4 separate regions of the Homo sapiens genome follow, and all the other regions are linked to region 1. A link is a contact called in ENCODE Hi-C or POLR2A ChIA-PET data. All regions are on one chromosome and are shown on one strand. The core of a region is the stretch at or near the end of the contact, and the rest is flanking DNA. Distances in the headings are between cores, read along the strand shown.

Evidence for each region. A loop is a pair of places that touch in the nucleus more often than their neighbours do. ChIA-PET counts read pairs that join two places held with the same protein, here RNA polymerase II (POLR2A). Pooled maps may share reads with other maps.
Region 2: a map of posterior cingulate gyrus shows a loop between it and region 1 (2.7-fold over the local background). The contact joins the enhancer-like site here to the promoter of LINC02827 in region 1. A Hi-C loop is called at or near these places in 1 of 168 maps with a recorded cell type or tissue (posterior cingulate gyrus), 1 of 37 single-sample maps with no recorded cell type and 2 of 50 pooled maps. POLR2A ChIA-PET finds 5 or more read pairs at or near these places in 1 of 52 experiments (activated T-cell).
Region 3: a loop to region 1 is called in a map of B cell, with 23 times the contacts of the local background. The contact joins the promoter of CRACR2A here to the promoter of LINC02827 in region 1. A Hi-C loop is called at or near these places in 2 of 168 maps with a recorded cell type or tissue (B cell and HCT116), 6 of 37 single-sample maps with no recorded cell type and 15 of 50 pooled maps. POLR2A ChIA-PET finds 5 or more read pairs at or near these places in 4 of 52 experiments (CD4-positive, alpha-beta memory T cell, activated CD4-positive, alpha-beta T cell, activated CD4-positive, alpha-beta memory T cell and 1 more).
Region 4: a loop to region 1 is called in a map of HCT116, with 12 times the contacts of the local background. The contact joins the enhancer-like site here to the promoter of LINC02827 in region 1. A Hi-C loop is called at or near these places in 27 of 168 maps with a recorded cell type or tissue (A673, Caco-2, HCT116 and 18 more), 7 of 37 single-sample maps with no recorded cell type and 33 of 50 pooled maps. POLR2A ChIA-PET finds 5 or more read pairs at or near these places in 1 of 52 experiments (activated CD4-positive, alpha-beta T cell).

What each region holds. Positions count from the first base shown.
Region 1 is chr12:3,298,967-3,301,666 of GRCh38, reverse strand. It overlaps LINC02827 (long intergenic non-protein coding RNA 2827), which reads right to left and starts at 1,304. Exons shown (of 5, transcript NR_187483.1): 1 at 1,254-1,304. LOC100128253 (a long non-coding RNA gene) reads left to right here. Exons shown (of 12, transcript NR_148995.1): 8 at 675-821; 9 at 953-1,085; 10 at 1,226-1,686; 11 at 2,131-2,349. RefSeq lists a silencer at 610-904 and an enhancer at 1,505-1,724.
Region 2 is chr12:3,621,804-3,624,503 of GRCh38, reverse strand. The region is part of intron 17 of CRACR2A (calcium release activated channel regulator 2A); the gene reads left to right. Among named protein-coding and RNA genes, the nearest start is that of CRACR2A, 130 kb to the left of the region's middle. Within about 2 kb of position 1,368, at least 2 of the 41 ENCODE cell types and tissues checked have a DNase peak (open chromatin) inside an H3K27ac peak, as active enhancers do.
Region 3 is chr12:3,751,801-3,754,522 of GRCh38, reverse strand. It overlaps CRACR2A (calcium release activated channel regulator 2A), which reads left to right and starts at 1,414. Exons shown (of 20, transcript NM_001144958.2): 1 at 1,414-1,508. RefSeq lists a silencer at 1,180-1,679.
Region 4 is chr12:3,645,263-3,647,993 of GRCh38, reverse strand. All of the region lies in intron 11 of CRACR2A (calcium release activated channel regulator 2A), which reads left to right. Among named protein-coding and RNA genes, the nearest start is that of CRACR2A, 110 kb to the left of the region's middle. Within about 2 kb of position 1,378, at least 2 of the 41 ENCODE cell types and tissues checked have a DNase peak (open chromatin) inside an H3K27ac peak, as active enhancers do.

The DNA of each region.
Region 1 (2,700 bases), core at 55-2,554:
TCCCAGCATAGGGTCCTTTCAGATGATGGTGCCAGCTACCCACATGGTCTGTGGGCCTGGAGGGTCCAGCTACAGCCTAACATGCTGGGAGGAGGGTCTCTAGCCTTTGGAGGGACACTCACCTTGGTTCTGCCACCTGCAAGTTGTGTGACCTAGGGCCATTTATTTCATCTCTGAGCCTCAGTCACTGATTTGTGAAATGGGGCTGACCGGACCTCATCTGGTAGCTGGTGATGGGAATTAGCAACACCCATGGAAGTGTCTGGCTCACTGCTGAGCAGATAGCAGGTGCTCAACATGTGACACCATCATTTGTATTCTCTCTGCAAGGGCACACTGTCTCTCAAAAAAAAAAAAAAAAAAAAAAAAGCCCCAGTTTCTCCCTGGCCAGACCAGCCTGCTCCCCTTCATCCTCACTCACCTGCAGGGCCAGGGAGCCCAGGTGGCGTTAGCATTGCCGCTCTTTTGCACCTCCCCAGGGCAGGTCTTCTGTCCCATGTGCTGAACCCCAGAGGAGTCACCACTGGGAACTGGGGCAGGGCTGCTCTGTGCCACTGCACCAGGCTCAGCTGAGGTTTCCAGAAATCTGTGACTCCCCGTGCAGAGGGGGCCTGCTCTGTATGGACTCCGACCAAGCCTGGCCCACTCTGTCTATTTCTTCCTGACCTCTCCAGCCCCGAGAGCACATAGAAGCTGCCAGATGAGGGCAGTGAGGCCGAGGGCCGGCAGTAGGGCTGCAGATGCCCTGAGCCCTAAGGTCAAGGTGGATGGAACTGCTGTGTAAGTCTGATGCCGAGGAGACCAGGTCGTTGGGCTTTCAGGTGAGTGGACGCTTTCTCCCCACTCACAACCCCCACCATGCAGTCTCTGCTCCTCCATGGTCACTGTGGAATGGCTCCTGATGGCGCTCAACCCCTTGCCCTGTTTTCTCCCCTGCGGTCCACTGAGCCAGCCCTGCGGCCGCCAAGTCTCAGGTTAGAGCTCCCTCTCGCGGCCGATGCTGGGCACTACATTGCCCAAGACCCAGGTGGGCCGAAGTCTTGAGAAAGGGCTCGCAGTCATCGTCGCCAGCAGGCAGACACCAGGCACCTACCTCCCCGACATACCCAGCCTGGTACCTCGAAGACCAGTAGCCTTGAGCTACACTTGGGATTCCCAATACAGTTTCAAAACCGTCTAGCTCATCTTTCAGGAACCTTCCAGGGTTCACATTCTGATTTTTCAGTAAGGTTCTCACCTCTGTGACCAATTACCTTGAGACTGATGTCCTGCACCATCCTGGAGTGTTGGGATCTGCAGGTCGTGAAAAGGGAAACCAAGCAATCACTTTGGAATGACTTCCTGGAACTTCCCTGGCCCCTCCTTCGTGTTCTCTGATGACAGCCAGGAGCTGACTCAGAAACCTCATAAGAAGCTGAAGGCATGACGACTTCCCTGTTAAAAAAAAAATGTCCCACGTGTGGCCGAGTGCCACACCCAGGCAGCTGCCGAAAAAAAGCACCAGACACCATGCAGCTGGGCCCCAGGGCCCGGCCCAACCCGGTTGGCCTTCTCCGGCACCTGCAGGGAACTTGTCCTGTCTTGTCTCTGCTCGCCCCCTGCTGGCTGCCTGGAGCCATTCCGTGCTGGTTTCTTCGCGTCTTCTGTCAGGAGAGAGATGCTGATGCTTACTCAGGGATCCGGCGGGTCAGTATCCTGTGCCCTCTGCACGATTCAGGGTGGGGGTGTGCGCGTGTGTGTGTGCATGTGGACCCACATTGATGAGTCTGGCCCATACACCTCCACCCTTATTGGACCTCTCCTGGGAGCACCCTGGGAACACACATCTCATGCAGAAGTGTGTCTCTTGAGAGCCTAGCTCCTCCTGTCCTCCCCCAGCATCAGATGTACACTGTACGAGACGTGAATTTTGCTTACAGCACAAATCTGTGCTGGCCTAACAGCTCCCTTCTGGCCTCCCCCTTAGCATGGATCAGAAAGATCCAGAAAGTGCACAGGAAAATCATCAACCCATGAGGTGGGGACAGGGGAAGAGGGCATGCCGCATAACACCTACGTGGGTGGAGGGGCTGTGACAGCCACTTGCTTAAGCTGGTGGGACATGAAATAACCTCCTAAGCCACATTTCAGCTGTGACCCTGAGGCCCCGAGGTGGATTAACAGAGCCCTCAGCACCGAGTCTCCAAGCTGAAGGCAGTGGTCACACTCCCTGCTGCCCTCCAGGTTTGGAGGGATGGAGAGGAGAGAGGAGGGGAAGAAGCTACCTTCTTCACTAGCCTTGCTGAGAGACAAGTGGGTACGGCCCACAGGCACCTCCACCAGCCTGCCCTCTACATCCAGATTCGCAAGGTCAGGGCGGCAGCAGCAGCTGGAAACATTGGGGAAAGTCGGGGTGTTGTTTCTATACTTAGGGGAATCTACTGTCACCCCAGGTGGCACGGGACATTCACGGGGCTGCTCTAGCCCAGTGCCCCTCTCCTGCAGACAGAGTCGAGACCTGACAACAGGTCATCATCATTATCAGGATCATGATGACATTATCCCAGTGCATCCTTGAGTGGGAGGGAGGAGAGGAAGAAGAAGGTGGCGGGGGGCAGGGGGTGTCCATGAAGAGCAAGGTGGGAGAATAAAGGTCCTCTGTGTTTTAGAAATGGGAAGTGAGACGGGGCGGACAGCGACCTTCCCAAGCCTGCGCGTGCT
Region 2 (2,700 bases), core at 119-2,618, 320 kb before region 1:
ATGCAATTATTCTCTAGATTCTTGAAAAGCTAAGTCATTCTGCCTTGGCAACCAGCAATCAGAGGTGTCAGGTGATAGATTAAAACTTGACACCTAATTTGATCTGAGGGGAACTGAAAATAATAAGTACCTTATATTTGTGGAGCACCTTATTTTTCCAAAGAGCTCTGAGCACTTTACCAACTCCCTCGCCTGGAGAAGGGAGGGTGGAGGGGGAGCTTTAATAACAGTCTTCAAGGTTCTGAAGCCTTATTAGTAAGTGAATGGTGGCCAGCTGTTCACAGTCCCCCTTCCTCCCTCAACCTGAAAAGCATACAAGAAAAAAGGGCTTCAGTTGCTGTACATGCCTGCATGGGAAAGACTCTTGGAAGAGGTTGTGTGGGGTGGGAACAGATGCTCGGGGGAGGTAGTGGAGTTCCCTGAAAGGAAGTTCTTACTATCCCATCTTGATCACTTCCTGGCCATGAAACTTTGGCCAATCATTCAACAAGGCAGCAGACCAAATGCTCCCTCCTGGCCCCTAAATTTCTACAGTGTATGATGGCATTTGACTATCTCTCTGGGAGGCCAAGACGGAGCAGGAATGTGTGTGGATGAGGAGATTCTGGAGGGTCCTTCCAGCCCAGAGGGAACCAAAATCCTTTGGTGCAAGAGAGCACCAGCACTGCTTGATGAGATGGGAAGACTGTGGCCTTGCCCTTGTTCTGCTATTTCACCCAGTCTAGGCAACTTTACCTTGCCTGCAGGCCTTCTGCAGAAGAGGCCCAGCAGATGCCCTCTGTGCCGATTCTCCTGAGTGCCTTATAGGAAGTCACCGCAGGCAGTCTTTCGGCCAACTCGGCATTTCCAACCCACCCCCAATTTCTTATCTCAATTGGGTAGAATTGGTTTAACCATTCCAATCTGGAAAAGAAACTAGTCAGGCTCTAAGGCCCCACGTGTGGCCATGGGACAAACTGGACATCAGAAGACTCTGGGGCCTGTGTCGGGTAGAGAAAATAGAAATTAGAACGCCAGCCTGTACAAGCCTGTATGGGCTGGTATTTCCCCCAGAGCCGGATTGCTGGCCCCCAGTGTCTGCAGTCCTGGGATGCTGAGCTTCTTGTTTAGAGCCTCTTGTCGTTCTGATGGCACTAGATTCCTGGGCATGTGAGTCGAGGAAGTGAAATAGAATTGGCGGAGTTAAGCCGAATAGACCAGTGTTTCCGAGCTGGAAAAAAACGTGGAGATTAATCTAATGCAACCTCTTGTTTTATAAGTAAGAAAAACTATGATCCAAAAAGAGGAAGTGACTTTCCCAAAGGCGCCCACACTTGTCAGCAGCACCACCCGATCTAGAAGCGAGGGCTTTGCCACACTGCACTGCTTCTCTCTTGTCCTGTGGTCCATGGCTGAAATCTGCTCCTGAAAAGCAGGTGTTCATTTACTTTTCAGTCCTTCTTGCTTCTCTCTCAAAGCAGAACAGTTCTTCAGCTCAAGGGGTCCTGGCCCACTTCCCTCTCCCTTCCTGGGCTGCTAGCTAAACCTCATTCTGCGATCTTTGTCATTGGTGACAATGTACAGCATGGTGCAAAAAATAGCAGTTTGATTTTTTTTTCTCCACGTTCCAAGTTGAGCTTGAAGTGCTGGCAGTTTAAAATGAACCACACAAATAAATCTTGTTTTGACTCATAGTCCAGGGGATGGATAAATATGGAAACCCCCAAGATATAATTTTGCAGGCATTTTTTTTCTTAGCATAACTGCATGCTTTAATGTGCTGAAAAAATTTTTGCTCTAGCTCCAGAGAAATAGCAGCACTATCCCAGCTAAGTGCTTTTTCATGCCTCCTAGCAAATAGATATTAAAACGCACGCACACACACACACACACATGCACATAGGCAACAACCAACCAAACCCAGCAGCTGCACATTCTGAGCTGAATGCCAATCCACTGCTCCAAGTTGACAGCTCTTGTTATTTAAAGTCAGAGATGGGTGATCTTTTGAATTTCAACAAGTCTGTCTTCCAACAAGCTCAAGTTCACAGAAAGGCAGCTGAAATAACTGAAGGTGGAGGGAAGGCTCTCTGTTAGAGGGTCATAGAACAGAACCTGGCTTTGGAACAGAGAGACACAGAAAAGAGGAGAGACTCAGATGAGTCACATGGAGAGATGGTGACAGAGCTAGGGCAGAACCCACATCTCCTAAAGAGAGATTGTGTGCCTGATGAAGGAGCTAAGATGACTTCACTCCAACCTGTCATGCTGATGGGATTTTTACCAACATCTCTCACAGTCTCAAGACAACAGAGTTTGAGTAGACCTGAGACCTGTTCACCAAAGCCCTAGGGGCTTGAAGGAGGTGTTGCTTCATCTAGGAGGTAATTTTGAACATCTTGTGCTGAGTGGTATGCAGGCTGAAAACCTAGTTAGGTATGAGAAAGGTGTAAAGTTTAGACAGATAGTTCCAGACTTTTGGGGTCAAAGTCAGAGAGGACCATGAGACACCTACCCCAATACCAGCTCCTCTCCCTGCCCCTGTGCCAGAGACTGATGACCTTGGGCCAGGGTGATGGTGACTGACTGTGATAGTTAGCACACTCCCTGGTCTTATGGGTATTCTCATTTATTTTTGCCAAATATTTGGAGATGAGTCTGTTTCTCCTTTATCGGTGGCAGGCCAGGGTCCCTGCAGGGAAGCCAGTTGTCCAGAGTGGC
Region 3 (2,722 bases), core at 165-2,664, 450 kb before region 1:
ACCTCTGAGACTGTAAGGGGCAAATGAATGACAACGCATTGATTTAGAAGTGAAAGGCGATCTAAACGTGCAAGTATTAACACTATTAAAAACAACAATAACAATGGTAGGTACCTCCGATGCCTCTGACCTTATCTCTCTGGTCACAGTTTTCTGCTCTGTAAAATGGGTGGGCAGGCTTTACACTGGATAATCTCTGAGGCCCCTTCCACTTCTCAGATTCTGATAATGAAATGTCCTTCTTTCCTCACATAAGGCTGAGAGAAGGTCAAGCCACCAGCTTGCAGACCTTGGGAGTTGACACAGGGAAGCATACCCAGGACAGAGCCAGAAAAGCCAAGGCACGCAGTAGGGACACACCAGAGGGCAGGCCTCAGAGCCCCTGACAGCCTTCTGAAACTCTGGCAGGGTGGAGGGAGGTTGTGGGCTAGTGGCTGGCTGGGCTGCAAGGAGAAGAAAGGACTCCACAGAGTAATTTATAACAGCTGCTCAGTAAGTGCTAATTTGTTTCTCTCCACCTTGGAATAGGACTTAGCGCGTGTGAGAGGGGGATGCTACTACATAAACCAGTACCAGAAAGATGGGCTTGCCAGGAAAGAACTGGGGCACTCTGCAGGGGCAGTGTCTGGGGAAGGGTTCTCCAAAAAGGTGACATTTCAGAGGGGCCTGGATGGATGAGTAGGATTTCAACAGGCAGAGATGAAAGGGGAGGGTGTTCCAGGCAAAAAGAAGAACTCCCAGCAGCCATGAAGAACAGCTGGTGTTTGGCAACAGCTAGTGTGTCCAGAGCGAAAGTGTTGTGTGTGTGTGAGGGAGAGAGGGTGAGGCTGGAAAATTAGGTTGTGGCCGGAGAGGGCAGGGTGGGCCTTGCCTTGTGCGCTAAGCTGAGGGGTTATCCTGCAGCCGGAGCACCTCGGGAGGCCTTTGAAGATTTACTCAGTGCTTTATTAACAAATACGTATTGGGTTTTTGGTGTTTTGTTTTGTTTTTAACGATTCATGCCCACAGTAGAATATATAGAAGAGTCAGAAAAGTATAAAGAATAAGGATCCCCTTTAGTTTCTGCTCCCAGAGGTAACAGCCGGAGTGACGCCGGGCTGCTGCCGGGTTTTCGGGGGTGCACTCCCAGACACCACCTCTCCAGTGAGCCAGCGAGGGCCGGACTGATGCCCCACCTTGGGAGCCTGAATCGGGGCAAGGGGCCTAGGGAGCAGCGGGACCCCGGAAGCCCGACCAGTCAGGCCGGCTAAGTCGGCAGCCGCCCCGCCCTCGCCACCCAGCCTCCCTGGCGGCCTCAGGTCGCGCCTGCAGGCCCGGACCCCACCGCTTGGCGCGCGCACGTCCCGGAGGGCGTCCAGGGGGCGCCGCTTCCCGTTCAGCTCCGCTGAGGGGCTGGTCCAGCCCGCGCGGCTCGGAGCGGAAAGAGTCGGGCGGAGCAGGCGGCTGCTTGACAGCTGAGAGCCGAGCGGGCGGCGCGGGCAGGTCCACGGGAAGCCTACACGCCCAAGGTAACGTGGAGGAAGGTTGAGGGTGGGCGGCCGGGGCGGCCGGGGGGCGGCGCTTCCTGCCTGCTCCTCCGGCTGCGAAGTGTGAGCGCGTGTCTGCCGCACATGGAACTCGCAGAGGGCCTGGATGGAGGCTGTGTGCCCTTGGGGGGGAACAGCTGGCTCCCCTGCCACCCCCAGGCCTGGCCTGGCCCTTGCTCCCCTCCCTGTCACTCGGTAACGGGACTGGAGGAGAGCCGAGAAGCACTAGGGTTTTGGTCAGGAAAGGACCTTAGGAACCCTCCAGCCTCATCCAGCCTCTTCATTTCACAGATGAGGAAACTGAGGCTCAGAATGGTAAAGTGACTTGCCCAAGGTCTCAAGTCTAAGAACCAAAACTCCTACCTTGCAGGTCAGTGCTACTAGGAGCCCTGGCCACGCAGGCAGCATCCACAACTGTTGCCATGCCGAGAAACAAAGAACCGAGACAGACAGTCAGAAAGACACAGAGAGAGAACCTCCCAGAGCAAAGGAAGGAGGTCAGGAAGTGGGCGGCTGCTGGGGCTTGGCTTCCGCCCTGGCCCCCGCGTGTGCTGGCCTGGCTGTGTGGCTCAGAGGCGTTGTGCTGACTCTGTCCGTGTGTGTGTGTGTCCGTGTGTGTGTGTGTCTGTGTGTGTGTGTCCGTGTGTGTGTGTGTGTGTCCGTGTGTGTGCGAGTGTGTGTCTGTGCACCCATGCATGCACGGGATGCAGCGAATGTACCCTGCCACGTGGGAAAGCCCTCTGAGTTCATTTATCTGTTTACACAGTGTGCTTAGGAACCTGCCCTGTTTGGCTCTGTGGAGGACACCAGGAGTCTCAAAGGAATTCGTTCTGTGTGACTCAAGAGGACAGAAAGAGCCAATCCGTGGGAGTCCCCAGGGTGGTCAGAGGGTCAGGAGGAAGAACCTAACTCATGAGGTGATGGGTTCCTTGTCTCTGGAAGAAAGCAGCATGTACCGAAGAGTCTTTTTATCAAGGATGTGGGCATAGGGATATGAAATCAGAGCAGTTTGCTCCACGTGGAATCAGCATTTTTGTTGAAGGGTCCAGAGTTCATGCCCCTTTTCAGGTGAAATGAATATGTACAACCTCATGGTTTAGTATTTGCCCATAAGAGCTACTTCATGCGCAGTTTTTAAGTGATAAGTGAGAGGCTTCAGGTATGGCTTCCGAGGTCCTGTCACCTCTCGGTTCTAT
Region 4 (2,731 bases), core at 129-2,628, 350 kb before region 1:
AGCTTTCTCAGCCTTCAAAGACCCCCAGCAATAAACTCAAAGTTTACTGGTCTGGAATGTGCACCACCCTCCCCTCCTCAGAAAGACAAACCCGTGTGGGGAAAGATGGAATTTTTGATGTTGCCCATGAAGTTTCTAAGTCACTGCCTGCTGAGCACCTCTTGGGGAATGGTGAGGAAACAGAAGGACTTTGGGTTCTGATTTTTGAAGTGCAAGTGGTTTTGAATCACTTCCTAGTTATGTTATGAAGGTTTTTGTTTTTGTGAAAGCAAGGGAAGCTCACTGTGTCTGGCATCTATGATGCTACCAAATGGAAAAGTGCTTTAACCTGAATGCGTTTCAGATTGATTGTGCTCAGTACATGATTCAGCCTCCAGAGCCAGGGAACATGTAAAGGGGTTCTTAGGTGACCAGGCTATAATCCATTTGCGCGAAGGTCTTGATTCTTAGGAAGACTTTAGTAAAAGGAAGAGAACAAAACGTATAAGGACAAGTTTGGGGTCTTTTTTTTCTATTGCATTTAGAAAAAAATGAAAGGGTAGATTCAAAGAGAATGAGCAGGGGAGAATGACAAGGCAGCTCTCTACAAATACTTATGGGTCTTTTTAATGGAGGCTAGCATTTGTGCAGAATCACAAAAGGCCTGAGGCCTTTCTGTGCCATCGATCCAGGGTTACCAAGCTTAAGCCCCAATGGCTAATGAAAGCTGAGAGGTGGAGGGAAGGCCTTATGGCAGATCTCCCCTTCACAGTGAAACCACCAGGAATCAAGGGAGAGATAATGCTGAGGTGGGGGTGGGGGACAGCGGGAATGTCAGGGGAGGGTAGGGGTGGGACGGTGGTGGAATCAGGACAACAGCTGGGGTGTGACGGGGTGAGAAGGGCTGCCATCCGAAGGACATTGGGTACAAACGCAAGCAATTTCAGGGCACTTGATTAGGAACATGCACTTTGAAGCTGGATCTGATTCAAAACCCAGCACTTCCTCTCATTAGCTTGTGTGACCTTGGGCAGTTGACTTAACCAACCCGAGTCTTAATTTTCCCATGCCTAGCTGACAGGCTTCTTTTGAGAATTAGATGATACATGTGAGTAGGAATCACAGTAGAGCAGCGATGCAAACAAAAGCAGATATGTTTCTTTAAATACTGAGGCTTCTGTATGGGGATGGCTACATCCCCATAAAGCAGGAAGCCACAAAGCAGGAAACAATGCAGCCTGCTTTCCAAAAAACGGTGGGACTTTCCAGGTCTCCCAAGGTCCTTGCTCATGTGCAAGGGTGCTAACTCACAGCTCCGCGCGGAGCGAGGATCCCTCTGGCATGAGCAGCTCACTTTGCCATTCTCAGGACTTGTGAAATAACCTCCATGTCCCTCCTGACTTATTCTGAAGGCCCTGGCTGTGTGCCTGCCTGCTCACCTCATGCAGGTAACTGAAAACAACCCTGGCACATTCCTAATGTTTTCTGCAAGACTGGTGGAATTGGAAGTCAGTTGCCCAGGTGGTGACACCTCAGGCCCCACCTAAAATCTCTTTCTATAGTTTACAACACACTTAGCGGAGCGCCTGGCCCACAATAAGTGCTCCATAAATGGCTGCATTATGATGATCAGGGCCTAACCATGGCTGTGCCCTCCCTTGCCCTTCAAAAGTGTGGGTTTGTTCAGAGGCCACTGGCCAGAAGAGTCATAGAATCACAAAACTGCTAAGCACGTTGAGGTCATCTGGCCTGCCCTCTCCACCTCTTGTGTTAACGGATGAAATTCTCCACTGTGATCCCCAAGTGCATTCTGCAGTCGCGCTGCGACCCAGTCAACTCACTTTCCCAACTGCTCCTACTTTAAGTCCTGGAAAAAAGACTCCTCCTTTTCCATCCTCACGCTTGCTCCTGTTTCACAGCTGGAACCATGCAATAAGAGCTTCCTCCCATGCCCATGTCTCTGCCTTCTTCTCTGTTACGGTGGATGTACTCCCCATACTCGTCACAGAGGCCACCCCCTACCCCCGTGCCCAACTCACACTCTAGAATTAGAGCCTGTCCCTTCCTGGCTCCTCAAGGACTAGTCCAGCATTTGTTCTTTCTCTCCTCCATTGTCAGTTTTATCTCTTTTGAAGATACCTACAAATGTACTCTAATGTTTCTTGTCTAACAACTCTTGTCCTCACTTCCCCACCCAGCTACTTGCTTTGCCATTTCTTCAACCCCTTTACAACAAAACTTTCAGAAGAGTTGTTCACATTCACTGTCTCCACTCCTTTTCTTCACATTCTCAACCCACCAATCAGGCCTTTTCCCCGTGCTGTTCCAAAAAAACGGTTCTTACCCAGGTTGCCAATGACCTCCATGTTGCTAAAAATATTCGTCAAGTGTCAGGACCCCACGCTTGCCCCCAGCAATCTGTTCTTAGCACCCATCCAGAGGGATCCTTTGAAAACTGAAGCCAGATCTTGACACTTCTTTGCCATCTGCTTCACCCCCACCACCCCCAGCCCCTTGGCTTCATATCTCATTTGGAGTAAAAATCAAAGTTCGTACAGTGTCCCACAGGGCTGTGAAGAGACAGGTCCTGACCACCATCCACTTTTTCTCTCGCTTCATCTCCTAACTACTCTCCCTTTGGGCACTCTACTTCCTCCTATTTCTTGCTCACACTAGGTGTATCCCAGCACAAGGCTTTGCCCTAGCCTCTCCTCTGCCTGGAATGCTTCTCCCGCTCCTTCAAGGCTCTATG